Regions from separate parts of the Homo sapiens genome. Here region 2 is linked to region 1. Evidence: chromatin contacts called from ENCODE Hi-C or POLR2A ChIA-PET data. All regions are on one chromosome and are shown on one strand. Each heading gives the region's core, a stretch centred on a gene start or an enhancer-like site at or near the end of the contact. The rest is flanking DNA. Distances are from core to core; before and after follow the strand shown.

What was found. Hi-C counts contacts between places; a loop is a spot of excess contacts on that map. ChIA-PET counts read pairs that join two places held with the same protein, here RNA polymerase II (POLR2A). Pooled maps may share reads with other maps.
Region 2: a pooled map shows a loop between it and region 1 (5-fold over the local background). The contact joins two enhancer-like sites. A Hi-C loop is called at or near these places in 2 of 37 single-sample maps with no recorded cell type and 8 of 50 pooled maps. POLR2A ChIA-PET finds 5 or more read pairs at or near these places in 1 of 52 experiments (OCI-LY7).

What each region holds. Positions count from the first base shown.
Region 1 is chr5:57,031,997-57,034,574 of GRCh38, reverse strand. All of the region lies in intron 1 of LOC124900981 (a long non-coding RNA gene), which reads right to left. Among named protein-coding and RNA genes, the nearest start is that of MIER3, 81 kb to the right of the region's middle. Within about 2 kb of position 1,299, at least 2 of the 41 ENCODE cell types and tissues checked have a DNase peak (open chromatin) inside an H3K27ac peak, as active enhancers do.
Region 2 is chr5:57,218,347-57,220,924 of GRCh38, reverse strand. All of the region lies in intron 3 of GPBP1 (GC-rich promoter binding protein 1), which reads right to left. Among named protein-coding and RNA genes, the nearest start is that of GPBP1, 46 kb to the right of the region's middle. Within about 2 kb of position 1,289, at least 5 of the 41 ENCODE cell types and tissues checked have a DNase peak (open chromatin) inside an H3K27ac peak, as active enhancers do.

The DNA.
Region 1 (2,578 bases), core at 50-2,549:
ATGCAGTCTTTCCAGACTTCCTTCCTTTCTTCCTTTCTTCCTTTCTTTCTTCCTTCCTTGCTTTCTTGTTTTGCTTTGCTTTCTTTTCCTTCTTTTTCAGACAGGGTCTTGCTTTGTTGCCTAGGCTGGAGTGCAGTGTGCAATCATGGTTCACTGTACCCTGAACCTTCTGGGCTTAGGCAATTCTCCCACCTTAGCCTCCTGAGTAGCTAGCACTACAGTGCGTGCCACCACACCCAGCTAATTTTTTATTTTTCGTACAGACAAAGTTTTCTTATGTTGCCCAAACTGGTCTTGAACTCCTGAGCTGAAGAGATCCTCCCACCTCAGCTTCTCAAAGTGCTGAGATTACAGGCATGAGCCATCGCACCCAGCCTGGACTTCTTTTTCTATGCTTCATACACACATAGACTTTAAAAAAAAAAAACAACACTATCTTACTCTATGTATTATTTTGTTTCCTGCATTATATCTCTTTAATAACATAGCATGTGCTAAATAAATATCTTTCTGTGCTAAATAAATTAGTTTAATAGTTGCTTCATATTATTTTCATATTAATATTATGATCTTTTAATACCATAATTTATTTAACTACTTCTCTATTGGTGGACACTCAGGTTCTTTTCTGTTTGATTTTTCTACTGTAAAAGCCCTGATTAACATTCCATATATTATATCATTGCAAATTTGTACTGCTATTTCCTCTTATTAAATTTTTAGAAATGACTTGTTGGGTAAAAGGCCACATATGTATTTAAGTACATTAATACATGTTCTTTTTTGTTGCCCAGGCTGGTCTTGAACTTCTAGGCTCAAGCAATCCTCCCAGCTGAGTCTCCCAAGTATCTAGGACTACAAGCACGTGTCACCATGCCCAGCAACATGTTCTAAACTGCCTTGAGAAAGGTGACATCACATTGCCAATTCTGTTCCTCATTATCTCTATTATGAATTTTAACTCTGCTATCCGAGTTCATCTCCCTTTTCCTTTCATTCCATTGCCTTTCCACCTCAACCTGTTCTATGGTTTTCTGATTCTGCTTCAGAGAGGTGAGTTACTTTGCAGTCTTCTAAGGATGTAAATTTTTCTCAATTTTTCTTTTCTGTTTCCTGTAGGAATAAATGAAGCCCAGATATCTAATTTTCTTATTCATTATTTATTCTCTCTCTGGAGAAGCCACCTCTATCTAGGGACTTCACTTGGGTGTGCTTTTTGCCCACAGTGCTGCTCCCTGTTCACTTGGGCACAGGTCAGGTCCATGAGTCAGATCCATGGCAAATGGCCAGCAGGTACACACCCCACTCTGGATCCAACTCAAGTATCAAGTAGATTGTCATCAGCTGTCTCTGTTGGAATGTGGTGGGATCTTCTTTCCTCTTTTTATTTTTTTTTTAAGATCTCAGCTCACTGCAACCTCTGCCTCCTGGGTTCAAGTGATTCTCCTGCCTCAGCCTCCTGAGTAGCTGAGACTACAGGTGCACGCCACCACACCTGGCTAATTTTTGTATTTTTAGTAGAGACAGGTTTGGCCAGGCTGGTCTTGAACTCTGGACCTCAAATGACCCACCCACCTCAGCCTCCCAAAGTGCTGGGATTACAGGCGTGAGCCACCGCACCTGGTCTGGGCTCTTCTTCCATACCCACTCTGAACAGATACCATTTACAAAAAATTACAGTGTCCAGCATGCACCTCTCAAGGGCTCTTTCTTTCTCTGCCCCCATCTATAAGGACTCTACTTGAGAAGCAGCCACATCACAATTTAGTTGAGTTTTTTGTATCTAACGGCTCTCTAATTACTAGTTAGGTTGTCATGTAATGACATTGCATTAATTAAAGACTTAAATGGCACACCTCTATCTATTGGAGAGGCTAGGGTTCAAAATGTCCACTGTGATTTGACATTCCATTTGTATTTCTGCTCTAGCAATTTTCAGAGTTCTAAGCAGTTGGCCAACATTATCTCCAGTCCTCAAAACAACCTCAGAAGACAAATAGGAGGCAGGTGTTCTTGTCCCTGAACTTCATGGGGAAGCAGAGGCACAGGGGGACAATGTGACTCATCTGCCCAGTCTGTGGACATTTGTCAGCTGCCTTGCTTCCCCTCCTTTGCTCCATGCTTCCTATCTTGTGGCACCATGCTGCCAGACTGCCCATCCCTGAGGCTGGTTGGACTGCAGTAGAAGGTCAATTAGGATGAGTCATTCAAACATTTGAACTGCCTGGTTGCTGCTTAGAGAGTGCCCTTAACACAGGTTGCCCTGCTGAGCATTTGAGGTGTGGTGCTGAATAAAACTGCATGCCACCGATCTTGCCCTAAAAGCCCTGCATCATGCATTTACCACTCAGACTCCATAAGTCTTAATCCACTTCTTCCTCAATAACAGCTTAGTCAGTATGAAGTGACTCTAATAATAGCAGCAGCAGATTGAGCATACACAATGCCTGCCATCCTGAAGGTGTTTTAGGAAGCTCTGCTGAGGTGCTTCTCTGTCTGTCTGGTCATATCTTTAACCATGCATCTGAAACCAGATGCTCATGGTAAGGGAGATGAAAATATTTGGCAACTGGGAAGT
Region 2 (2,578 bases), core at 40-2,539, 190 kb before region 1:
AGAAAACAAGAGGTTAATTACAAATAGAATTCATAAATGATGATTCTGAGAAAGAATAAGACAGAAAAGGTACAATAAAAGTATCACTAGAAAGTATTGTGTTTGTCAAAACCACTTTGGGCAAAGAAACAAATCTCAAATACTGCTAGTTAAGAGTTCAAATTGGGCGGGGTGCAGTGGCTCGTGCCTGTAATCCTAGCACTATGAGAGGCCGAGTCAGGTTGATCACCTGAGGTCAGGAGTTCAAGACCAGCCTGGACAATATGATGAAACCCCATCTCTACTAAAAATACAAAAATCAGCTGGGTGTGATAGCAGGAACCTGTAATCCCAACTACTCAGGAGGCTGAGGCAGGAGAATCGTTTGAACCTGGGGGGCAGAGGTTACAGTGAGCAGAGATCACACCACTGCATTCCAGCTTGGGCGACAGAGCGAGACTCCATCTCAAAAAAAAAAAAAAAAAGTTTAAATTGTCAACTATTTTCTAAAGCTAATTTTTAATTAGAAGAATTCAGAATTTAGAACTGGTGTTCCAAATTCTAAGAGTAAAATCATCATCATTATGAGGGCCTATATAAATTAATCAAGAGTCAGGTCCAAAAAGCATTGAGAATTTCAACGCACGTTAACAATTATCAGCCAGGCTCAATGGCTCACATCTGTAATCACACTTTGGGAGGCCAAGGCAGAAGCATCTCCTGAGCTCAGTAGTTCAAGACCAGCCTGGGCAAGATAGTGAGACCCTGTCTCTATTTTTTTTTTAATTTTTTAAATTACCAATCTTAACTTCAAGTTAACATTTAAATGAAGACAAGTATTTACAAGCTTTTTTTAATGTTTTGTGTATCTTTCCAGATTTTTTTTTTTTTTTTGAGACAGGGTCTCACTCTTGTTGCCCAGGCTGAAGTGCAATGACACGATCTCAGCTCACTACAACCTCTGCCTCCCAGGTTCAAGCGATTCTCCTGCTCAGCCTCCCGAGTAGCTAGGATTACAGGCACGCGCCACCAAGCCCAGCTAGTTTTGTACTTTTAGTAGAGACAGGGTTTTTCCACGTTGGTCCAGCTGGTCTCGAACTCCCAACCTCAGGTGATCCCCCTGCTTCGGCCTCCCAAAGTGCTGGGATTACAGGCATGAGCCACCGCACCCGGCCCAGATGCTAATTTTTATTACTGTGCTTTATGTTAGCTATGAAATCACTTAAAAATTACAAGAAGTCTTACATTTATTTCAGAGAAAATGACAAAAGAGGAAAGCAGGAAACCCATATGCATCCAGGCAGGACTGGGGAAAATGCTGACTTAAAAGACAAACAAGAGCAGCTCGGTACAGGGGAATTCCAGGGACCCACACACGAATGAGAAGGTGGCAAAAGTCAATAACAAGAATTGATTTCAGTGGCTTAATCAACAGAGGTCTCCATTCCCCAACAATTTCAAGTACCTTTTTTTTTAAATTTTAATTATTTGTTTTTTGTGTGTGTGGTTTTGTTGTTTTTTTTTTTGTTTGTTTGTTTTTGGTTTTTTTTTTTTTTTTTTTTTTTTTTTTGAGACAGAGTCTCGCTCTGTCACCCAGGCTGGAGTTCAGTGGCGGGATCTGGGCTCACTGCAACCTCTGCCTCCCGGGTTCAAGCAATTCTCCTGCCTCAGCCTCCCGAGTAGCTGGGACCACAGGCATGTGCCACCATACCCGGCTAATTTTTGTATTTTTAGTAGAAACGGGGTTTCACCATGTTGGCCAGGCTGGTCTTGAACTCCTGACCTCAGGTGATCCACCAGCCTTGGCCTCCTAAAGTGCTGGGATTACAGACGTGAGTCACCACGCCCGGCCTCAAATCCCTTTTTTACAGTCTATGAATTTTTACTCATTTTACAGAATTCCAAAATGAGTCCTATGGAAAGATCACAGAATAGGAGATACATCCTGGATTCTAATCTAGGCTCACACTAATCAGCTATGTGAAAACAATTCAGTTAACCTTCCAAAATCTGTATAAGGTTTAGATGATCACTAAGATCCATCTTCAAACCCTAAAATTATATTCTATAGGAGAATTTTATAACTTAAGTGTATCTTTTTCAACACATATGGCCAAAATTTATTAGGACCTGGTAAGTCCTTATGGGAGAACAAAATGCCAAATTATAAAATTGATTCTGGCTCGAGCGTGGTGGCTCACGCCTGTTATCCCAGCACACTGGGAGGTAGAGGCAGGCGGATCACTTGAGGTGAAATCAAGTTATCAAGTCCCTGTGATAACTCAAGTTTATGTTAATAGTCACTTAGACTGGGGCCCCCAACAGTCTCAGCACAGGGCCAGTAACAGGAAAAATCAAGTGATTAGAGGGTATGAACTTTCAGCCCCACCACCCATAGACCAATTGCTGAACACATGAAAGTGCTGGGAGGGTAGTACACCCAGACAGGGCATGGAAGCTCCACACACCACACCACCTCCCCTCACCTAATACCTCACCATTATCAATCTATTCACCTGTATCCTTTATAATAAAATCAGCAAATGTGTTTCCCTGAATTCTTTGAGCCATCCCAACAAATTGTTCAGACCCAATGGGG